Regions from separate parts of the Homo sapiens genome. Here region 1 is linked to region 2. A link is an interaction called in ENCODE POLR2A ChIA-PET data of the cell type or tissue named here. Cell type or tissue: A673. All regions are shown on one strand. Each heading gives the region's core, and the rest is flanking DNA. Links, peaks and the distances in the headings are about the cores only.

What was found. ChIA-PET counts read pairs that join two places held together with the same protein. Peaks named below come from ENCODE experiments on the same cell type or tissue, not always from the same donor. Only the 100,000 strongest peaks of a DNase experiment are listed, where the experiment ranks them.
Region 1: POLR2A ChIA-PET joins it to region 2 with 11 read pairs; 3 of 35 experiments call an interaction of 5 or more read pairs at or near these places.

Annotation. Positions count from the first base shown.
Region 1 is chr2:171,790,764-171,796,142 of GRCh38, reverse strand. It overlaps SLC25A12 (solute carrier family 25 member 12), which reads left to right. Exons shown (of 18, transcript NM_003705.5): 14 at 2,376-2,516; 15 at 4,554-4,692. Among named protein-coding and RNA genes, the nearest start is that of SLC25A12, 100 kb to the left of the region's middle. In A673, for the core only: no CTCF peak of the experiment used is centred there; a DNase peak (open chromatin) is centred at 982; H3K27ac peaks cover 1,600 bases.
Region 2 is chr2:171,846,284-171,851,662 of GRCh38, reverse strand. The region is part of intron 4 of SLC25A12 (solute carrier family 25 member 12); the gene reads left to right. Among named protein-coding and RNA genes, the nearest start is that of SLC25A12, 45 kb to the left of the region's middle. In A673, for the core only: no CTCF peak of the experiment used is centred there; no DNase peak of the experiment used is centred there.

The sequences.
Region 1 (5,379 bases), core at 148-5,147, 56 kb after region 2:
AGACCCCCATCTCTACAAAAAATACAAAAATTAGCTGGGCGTGGTGGTGCACGCTTGTAGTCCCAGCTACTCGGGAAGCTGAGGTGGGAGGATCACCTGAACCTGGGGAGGTTGAGGTTGCAGTGAGCTGTTCCTGCCACTGCACTCCAGCCTGGGTGACAGAGTGAGGCCCTGTCTCAAACAAACAAACACAAACAAAATGTAGTCAGTTATTTCTTTTTATTGTACCATTTTTGTAAAGTTTCAGTAGAAAGCCTATTACTTGTATACTTCAAAAAATTTGAAGCATTGTTAAAGGAGTATAAATCTCAATCAATTATTTCTAAAAGAGAGAAGGAAGAGGAGGAGGCAGCTGTGGGGTGGGGGTGGGGGACACGGATTGGAGTACTCCTGCCCAGCAGGATGTTATAATTTACTAATGATTACAAACATGAAAGACCTTAGTATTTATTTAAACATAATGTCCACATTTAACACTTGGCACCCAGGGACTGACACTGTCTGGTAGTGGCAAATTTGGGGGAATTAGAATAAAAATTTGTGGTTCTATTCATTTTTAAATCTGCTTTAGTTAAAACATAAAGCAGATATGCAACCATTATTTAAGATAGTCTTTGCAACCATTATTTAAACAAGAGATTTCAGGGAAGTAGTAAACTTTTTCAATTGATTTGGTCTTTAATACTAGCTACAGGAGCAATTACTTGGATTATCATTTTAACATAATTTTTCATGCAGCAATCCTTTTGAAAGTATTGTTTGCTTAGATTGAAACATTAAAGTGCTTCCTTCTGCCTGCAGTACAACAGATTCAAAGAGAGAGAAAGGCAGGCAAATCAACATGTAAAATTGGGTCAGTACATCGTTGGGGGACCTGTGTGCCAGTGGTCTGGATTGTGTCGAGTTGAGGAGTTAGAGGAAACCATGAGAGAGAGATAGCAAATTGCTGCACCTCCCTGCTCGAAGGACAAAGAGGGGATTAAGGCCCTGGGGAATCCAGGACAATAAGCTGTCCATGAAGAGGGAAGGAATTTAGTATCAGTGCTGGCAATTTTGAATATTGAAAGGAGTTAAGGAGTCAGGATTGGAATAGGGGTAGTTGGGGGATTTATAGTCCCAAGGCAATTAGGAAAATGGGCTGAGCCATGTTCCTGCCCCTTGGAAGCGGGTCTGGGAGGGCTTTGGGTTTTAGATAAGTGAGCAGGAATGTGGGCAAAGGTTGAGCACTGAAGTGCCATTGAAAGCTGCATGTGAATTTTTAGGTGTTCTATACCTGTGGAATTACAGTGCCCCAGATTTCATATTTCACATGTGATTATATACAATGATTATAATGATATGAATATCATTATGAATATTATATGAGTATGGTTATGATTACATAATATAAACAGCTACAGTTGAAGATGTACAAATGGGATTTTTCATTTCATGAAAGGAGATATATATTTTATTTATTTTTATATATCCATAGTCACACACATTTTTTTCTTTCTTACAGAAACCAAAAAAAAGAAGTTGGTAGAAGTTTTGTTAAACGTTTTTTTTTTTTCTCTACTAGTTAACAGATTTCAGATGCAAATATACTCTCATTATCCAAATTCAAATCTCTGTCACTCACCACAGGAATATAGAATGTGGCTTTGATCTTGAGGGTGTTGTACTCATGGTAACTAGATGTTCCATTTCTCAGCTTTGCCTTGAAGAGTTTTTCTGGTTTTGTCTTGAAATGATACTGAAATTTATCTTTCTAAATTCTTCCCTTTTGTGTGGGTGTAGCCATGTACCTGTATCAGAGTTTTGCTTAGGATAATACATTTTAGAATTGGAACTGGAGGAGACTTTTCCCCTTCTGACTTAAGGCACCAAAGTAGTTTTAATTGCTCTACAATCCAAGGAAGCAGAAGCAAGTGGGTCTGCTGCCAAGAACGCTTACCACAAAGAGGAAAAAAATAATTGTAGCTCTGAATTTTAGCTCTGGCTTGTAAAATATGACAGTCTTTTACTATCTCTTTTTCTTTCATTGAGTACCTTGCTGCCACATCTGGCTCCGCTTTTTTTTCCAAATGGGTTTATTTTGTTATTTTGAATATGGCTGGGGTGATCCTGGAAAGACTGGTCTGAGAAACAATCTTGACATTTCAGCTAGAAACAAACCCAGAGGTAGATTGATCTGAGACAGAGTTTGGGACCATCCCTCTGAACCTCTCCAGGGTTGGCCTAAGTGTCAAACTGTCATTCCCCCCTGAGGAAGGAAGTTTCACCTCCTTCTTTTCAAGATAGCAAGATGTGGAGGCTTTGCTGGATTTTCCTTTTTTACGCTGCCAGTCGGGCTCTGATGTGGAATCTGCCTGTCTCTTCTCCCTTGCCTACAGGCTGGAGGCTCTCAGGTCATTTTTACCAACCCATTGGAGATAGTGAAGATTCGTCTGCAAGTAGCTGGAGAGATCACCACGGGACCCAGAGTCAGCGCCCTGAATGTGCTCCGGGACTTGGGAATTTTTGGTCTGTATAAGGTGGGTAGGTTTAGGTTATAATGTACTCAATAAAATATGAAAGAATGTGGAAACCAGACTTCTTCCCTCCAAGTTGAAAAGCAATCTTGTCCAGCAGGGTAGTCTGTGGAGCAGAAAATCAAACAAAAAGAAAAGAATCAGGACACTTGTATGAGAGGCAGTGGGATACACATGCAGCCTCTCCTGTTGTCATCAGGCTTTTATGAAACTGCCAGCAAGGAGGCCAGCACCGCAGACCTGCTGGCCTCAGGCTCACAGCCTTTCATTTGCTGGGGGGCTTGGGAAAACTTTCCCTGGTGCTCTCTTTGGGTTGGTTTAGGGCTTCAAAATAGTCTTATGTTTATTTTCGGTCTGATTATCTCTATTGTTATCTTCCCAGTGGGAGCTTTTGTCTTAATAATTTGACCACAGTAAAACAGTAGTAGAGTTTGGTAGGATTCAGGTCTTTAAGAAGTTAAGTGGTAGGATTTGTCAATAATGAATTCCATTAAAAAAAAAAAAAACAAACCAACAACAGAGTGTACTGTACTTTAACAAAATGCCAGTCAAAAGATTCCTTCCCTGCGGGTATACTTACTCCCATCATTACAGATCAGATGTAATGGAGCAGAAGCTATTATTTTTCTTAAACAAGGAAGAATATTTCTTTCCATTCCTTTGCCTGGTATAAGGGGAATACGTAAATTTAGCCACCATAGCCAAGTGTGTTTCCACAGCATCTGATATAGATCCATCACTGCAGAAATGTGTAAATTTGTTTCGGTAACTGCAAATTAGAAATTAGAAATTCTCTAGATTGGAATCACACAGCTACAGGGTTCTCTGGAGACCAGCAAACAATGATGCCTGTCTCAAGAGAGTTTCGTACACATTTTTGCTTCCTCCTCCCCACTCCCAATTTCCATCCTTTTTGAATTCCCTTTGAGAGATGAATTTATTAATATTGCTTCTCTCTGTATTATCCTTTAGCGAGTCCTTGGATTTTTTTTTTTTCAATGTTTGAGTTTGTCTTTTTTTAAAAAAGCCAGGGCTGGGAGCACTGGCTCACACTTGTACTCTCAGCACTTTGGGAGGCCAAGGCAGGGGGATTGCTTGAGCCCAGGAGTTCAAGACCAGCCAGGGCAAAATAGCAAGACCTTGTGTCTACCTTAAAAAAAAAAAAGAAAGAAAAAATTAGCCGGCACAGTGGTGCACACCTATCATCCCAGCTACTCAGGAGGCTGAGGTGGGAGGATCACTTGAGCTCAGACGGTCAAGGCTACAGCAAGCTGTGATCCTGCCACTATGCTCCAGCCTGGGCAACATAGTGAGACCCTGTCTCAGAAAAAAAAAAAAATTAAAAAGAATAAAACAGAGTCATTAAAAAAACAAGCGCCAAGGTGGAGTGTTTGCCTAGCTAGGTAGTGGAATGGTGTGGGCTTCTGACAAAGCTGAGGGAGGTGTTCTTTGAGACCTCAGTCATTGGGACAAGCTGCCCCTGGGTAATGATTTTCTACTCCTGTGGAAACCTGCCGCTAAAATATTTTGTCTGCTATTTAGGACATGGGGAATGAGGAGAGAAGATTTGGGTTTCTTTTCCCCCTGCTCTAGAGTAGTTACTTTTCCTTCACCACTGCCTATAGCTTTTTACCTGGCACTGCGGGGACTCTCAGCTGATGTAAAAACTTAAGAGGGTAGATCTTGTGTGTTTTTACCATAGTAAGAGATTAATTAATTTTAAAAACTCTGAATCTATATAAGAAATGCCAGAAAGTTCTTAGTTTTCAGAATACTATCATTACCCAGTTATTAACTCTAGGACTGCAGGATTCACCATGCTTTCACAAGCTTTGAGATATGCAGATTTCCCTATTCCCCACTTATCTCCCGCCTCCCCCATTTCCCTTGCACATCAGTTCTAATGCTGTTTAAGGGACACCTCAGGCTTGTCACTGAGGGACACCTCAAGCTTGTCACTGACAAATGTCACATGGATCCCATTTGGGCATTCACACTCAGTTTCACACTGTTTTGCACTATTTCCTCACTGTGTGACAGGGTGCCAAAGCGTGTTTCCTCCGAGACATTCCCTTCTCTGCAATCTATTTTCCTGTTTATGCTCATTGCAAACTACTTCTGGCTGATGAAAATGGACACGTGGGAGGTTTAAATCTTCTTGCAGCTGGAGCCATGGCAGGTAACTACAAATTTTTTTTTAACTGAAAGAATTCTCCCATTATTTAAAAAGTACAGAATCTCTATGTACTTTCCCCCTTTATTTCTGGAAGTATTATTGTTTGTACCTGACTTAGTTTAAATATCACTTTTTCTCCTTTGTGGGATGTGCTGTAATTCTGATGAGAGTTAATTACATTTGCATAATGTGGATAAACAGCTTAATGCAGCTTAGCAACTCAGAGCCAAATTAGATCTGCCCATCTAAATTGGGCTTTCATCATTAACATGTTTCTTAGTTTCCTGTGCCCCTGAAACCTTGAGTACAGCCAAGCTAAGCATTAAGGTGGGAAAGTTTTTCCTCAAATCAGTTGCTTAGCTGTATCTCATGCTCATGCACAGATCTAGCATGCTCTTACTTTCTCTCTTCTGTATATTGGAATCTACATGATTTGGCCGAAAATTGAGCTTTTGTCGTGAAGCTGTCCCTCTTCTTCCTACCATTGCCCTCATTAGACCAAAGTAAGCAGTACCCCTCAGCAAACCACCTTGAACTCAATTTTTGTATTTTTTCTAATCGTTAACACTTTGTCATTAGCCAGGTGTAGTGGTGCGTGCCTGTAGTCCCAGCCAGCTACCCGGGAGGCTGAGGTGGGAGGATCACCTGAGCCTGGGAGGTCAAGGCTGCGGTGAGCCGAGATGACACCAC
Region 2 (5,379 bases), core at 163-5,162:
CTCGGGAGGCTGAGGTAGGAGGATTACTTGAGCCTGGGAGGTGGAGGTTGCAATGAGTTGAGATTGTGCCATTACACTCTAGCCTGGGTAACCGGAGTGAAACCCTGTCTCAAATGAAAAAAAGGCCTATTGCCTTACTAAAGATTTAATCCTTTTTTTTTTTTTTTTTTAAGGGGCCAGGCGCAGTGGCTCACGCCTGTAATCCCAGCACTTTGGGAGGCCAAGGCAGGAGGATCACAAGGTCAGGAGTTTGAGACCAGCCTGGCCAACAGGGTGAAACCCTGTCTCTACTAAAAATACAAAAATTAGCCGGGCGTGGTGGGCACCTGTAATCCCAGTTACTTGGGAGGCTGAGGCAGGAGAATAGTTTGAAACCAGAAGGTGGAGGTTGCAGTGAGCTGAGATTGCGCCACTGCACTCCAGCCTGGGTGAAAGAGTGCAACTCCGTCTCCAAAAAAAAAAACAAACAAGAAAAAACCACAACAAACTGTTGTCTGTTAACTAACAAAATGAGTATGAAACATGTTATATGTTCTGAGTTCTCTATTAACATCAACATTGTGTTCCAAATTTGGTGTTTGCCTAGGAATGGACACTCTTCAAAGTAAACTTTTCCAAGGACACATCCTCACCCTCTGACTGAAGAAACCTCAAAAAGCAGAGATTCCTTTAAATGTAGTACTATGTTTGACCATTAATACATATAGCAAATAAAAATGTGTTCCATTTGTGCCTCTGAAATAGGCTGTTTTTCCCTGAAGGAGAGAATAAATTGGGATGGGTTAGGCACAACCACTGTTATTATTTTAAAGAGCCAGGAGATGGAAGTGTAGTTATGAAAAATGTACCCTTTCTCACTGGAAACAAAGCTATAGACATGCAATAATATGAAGTTCTATGGTGGCCAGGTGCAGTGGCTCACGCCTGTAATCCCAGCACTTTGGGAGGCCGAGGCGGGAGGATCACCTGAGGTCAGGAGTTCAAGACCAGCCTGGCTGGGCCGGGTGCAGTGGCTCATGCCTGTAATCCCAGCACTTTGGGAGGCCGAGGCGGGTGGATCACAAGATCAGGAGTTTGAGACCAGCCTGGCCAATATGGACCAGCCTGGCCAATATGGTGAAACCCCATCTCTACTAAAAATACAAACAAATTAGCCGGGCATGGTGGTGCATGCCTGTAATCCCAGCTACTTGGGAGGCTGAGGCAGAAGAATTGCTTGAACCCAGGAGGTGGAGGTTGCAGTGAGCCAAGATCAGGCCACTGCACTGCAGCCTGGGCGACAGAGCAAGACTCCATCTCAAAAAAAAAAAAAAAAAAAAAAAAAACAAAGACCAGCCTGGCCAACATGGTGAAACCCTGTCTCTAGCAAAAATACAAAAATTAGCCGGGCGTGGTGGCATGTGCCTGTAATCTCAGCTACTTGGGAGGCTGAGGCAGGAGAATTGCTTGAATCTGGGAGGCAGAGGCTATAGTGAGCCAAGATCATGCCACTGCATTCCAGCCTGGGTGACACAGTAAGACTCCATACCCCCACCCCCAAAAAAAGGGAATTCTATGGCGGCCAGGCATGGTGGCTCTTGCCTATAATCCCAGTACTTTGGGAGGCCGAGGCAGGAGGATCACTTGAGGCCAAGAGTTCAAGACCAGCCTGGGCAACATGGTGAAACCCTGTCTTTACTAAAAATACAAAAAAATTAGCCAGTTATGGTGGTATGCACCTGTAATCCCAGCTACTTGGGAGGCTGAGGTGGGATAATCTCTTGAACCTGGGAGGCAGAGGTTGCAGTGAGCCAAGATCACGCCACTGGGCCGGGCACGGTGGCTCACGCCTGTAATCTCAGCACTTTGGGAGGCCGAGGCGGGTGGATCACGAGGTCAGGAGATCGAGACCATCCTGGCTAATACGGTGAAACCCTGTCTCTACTAAAAATACAAAAAAATTAGCTGGGCATGGTGGCGGATGCCTGTAGTCCCAGCTACTTGGGAGGCTCACGAATGGCGTGAACCCGGGAGGCTGAGGTCAGTGAGCTGAGATTGTGCCACTGCACCACTCCAGCCTGGGCAACAGAGCAAAACTCCGTCTCAAAAAAAAAAAAAAAAAAAAGATCACACCACTGACTTCAGCCTGCGTGACAGACAAAGACTTTCATAAAAAGAAATGAAAATTCTATGATAATAAATATATAGCTTAATTTGGTAAGAAGTAGAGCTTCACCTGAGTATTCAAATTAAATCAGGAAGATTTTTTGATTTTTTTTTTTCTTGGTGTTGCTTTCGGATATTGCAGAGAAGTTTTTTGTTTTTTGCTTTTTTTTTTAGTACTCAAGGCTATTAGAGTAGCTTAAGAGTTCAAGGTGAAAGAAAAGGTGGAGTGTTATTAGTTTTTATGCTGTTTGATGATAGACTGTTGAAGTGTCTAGCTTCAATAATAATAGTATGTATGTATGTATGTATGTATTTATTTATTAATTTTGAGACACGGTCTTGCTGTGTCGCCCAGGGTGGAGTGCAGTGGTGTGATCTCGGCTCACTGCAACCTCCACCTCCTGGGTTCTAGTGATCCTTCTGCCTCAGCTTCCCTAGTAGCTGGACTACAGGCATGTGCCACCACGCCCAACTAATTTTTTCTATTTTTAGTAGAGACAGGGTTTTACCATGTTGGCCAGGCTGGTCTCAAACTTCTAACCTCAGGTGATCCACCTGCCTTGGCCTCCCAAAGTGCTGGGATTATAGGCGTGAGCCACCACGCCCAACCGATAGTCTTTAAATATGAACTCATCTTTCCTGAGAAATGGACCTTTACATATATTTGACAGCAGGACTACTCTATTGACTGTGCAGTAGTCCCTTCTAGAGGTAGGTAAAGGGCTAATAGAAATACTTTCTCTCAGAGAAACAGGAGGTCATTCAGGAAACTAATGACCATCTGAGAGGAGAACCCAGAAGTCTGGGACTGAGTCTACATGCCATGTTGGTTGGGACTTCCTCTACAAGTTCCTGTTGTTGGTCTTTTTGTTGTTGTTGTTTGTTTTCCTTTGTTTTCTTTTTTGGCTTCCCAGTTGTTCCTCCTCTTTCCTCCCAATTTTTCCTTCACTGAAAAACTCTTCACTTCTACAAGTCTCACCATTGTTTTTGTTCAGCTATGTACAAGGATATTCACCATTCATGGTGGGAGTCCTAAAAACCTCTCTGACTTCACTTTAAGAACTGTGCAGGTGAAATTCAGCTACTGAGGAACTTTTCCCCCTGACAATAAGAATGTTTGGTCTCAAGCCTATAAGTTGGTTGTAGTGGCTCCTGCTGGGCTGGAATCCTTGGAATAAGGATGTCGTTGGGCTGATGGTAGGTGGGCTGTGTCACAGGGCTGATGGCTTGTATACCTACAGGAGGAGTTCTCTGGCCACACCGTTGGTACAGCAGCTCCTTCCAGGCTCATTCATGGAACAGGCATGGTGGCAGTCTTGGAGAAGAGTGCCAGCCCCGGTCAGAGGTAATTTTGTACTGCAGAAAGGTGAACAAGACCAGTAGGAAGTGCCCATAAGAACCAGGGGAGGGATGAGGGTGGATGAGATGGGGAGACACAGTATGGGTTTCTGGGGAAATTAAAACCTCTGTTAAGACATATTTACATAATATATATGATTTAATGTGTATTTCATCTAGTCCAATCATCATAAGTGACTGATACAGCTAAACTGACTAATGTTACACATCTGTGAACATTTTTACTTAATCACAGTTGTCACCGTTACCTGCTCTCCTGACAAATCATTGTGCTCCTCTCCTTTGAGCAAAGAGAACATAATGACAGGCTACTTTTGTATTTAGCCCCAGTTCCCTTTTCAATGGAAGTATAAACCATCCCTTTCATAAGCCCATGCTCTGCAGGAAGTGAAAAAGTTGTCTTTTGTTTTCTATATGTCAGAAAACTAATGGATTCCTGGTTCTCTTAGCTATGCCAACCTAGTATAAAATACTATATCGTGATTTTGCTGCCAATAAGATGTGACTGTCATTTCCCTTTCTTCCAGGCCAGAACTATGCTACAGAAATAGCATTCTTAAACATGGCAAAAAAAAGATCCTTGTTTGCCACTGGAAAGATGGGATTCTCTCTGGGGGTGGGTGGAACTTGCTATACAGTTTCAGTTAGATGTATTTGGTATATTTGAGACTATTGGTGTTCCCTTTCATGTCACGCAGGACCTGATAAAGCTGGGTAACATAAAAACACCAGCTGTTTGAGTTATTACCTCATACAAGCATAAGCTCTCCAGTTCTGGAGCTTTTATATAATTTTATTTATCACATTCTGATAAAAGTAAAGTGGCAATTTATGAATTGGACTTGAAAACAATAGTTCTACTAATTATTTCTGTGTATCTGAATCAGTCTCAGGCACTTGGTAGTAGAAACAATGATAACAGAAGAGAAGTAGAATACATCTCCAGAAGTGCCAAAGTAGGTTTGTAATCTTATTAGTTCTAGTAATTATAGTAGTCCATGATGTGTCTTAAAAAAACCCTAAAAGTGTCAGAGTAAATAAACCACAGCATATAATAATGATCATAACAAAACCATATATAAAGCTGTCAAGTGACCACTTTGGGAGAAGTAGAAAATGTCCAAATACTCATGGAAAATGACACTTCTGTATTTGGGGAGATCACTATGACTAATTTAGACCATCATTTTAATTGTTTCAGAGACATTCTAAGATCTTATTTAGAGATGGCTAAGAAGTTTATGAAATAGGATATCTAAAGTTTTTATTACAGAGATATTTTCCAGATGTAAATTATACATTATAAATTTAGTTCATAAATATCCTTTTTGTGATAATAGAAACTTTTTTTTCGAGACAGAGCCTTGCTCTGTCACCCAGGCTGGAGTGCAGTGGCGCAATCTTGGCTCACTGCAACCTCCGCCTCCCGAGTTCAAGCAATTCTCCTGCCTCAGCCTCCTGAGTAGATGGGATTACAGGCATGTGCCACCATGCCTGGCTTATTTTTGTATTTTTAGTAGAGACGGAGTTTCACTATGGGGACCAGGTTGGTCTCTGACTCCTGACCTCGTGATCTGCCTGCCTTGGCCTCCCAAAGTGCTAGGATTACAGGTGTGAGCCACTGTGCCCAGCCAAAAAAATTTTTATAGATAATTGAATTTTCTTAGCTTGAACGCTTTTGCATTTTGGACTTTATTTTACATAGTTTCATATTTGAGATTCTGATATTTTCTTATTATATAAAAGGGATTCAATTTCATTCTACCATTATATAAGAATTATCTAGGTAGTAATATATACATTTATTATCAAATAATTATATTTTAACTCTTGAAATAACCTTTAAAAGGTTACCATGAAATAACTATTCCCTTT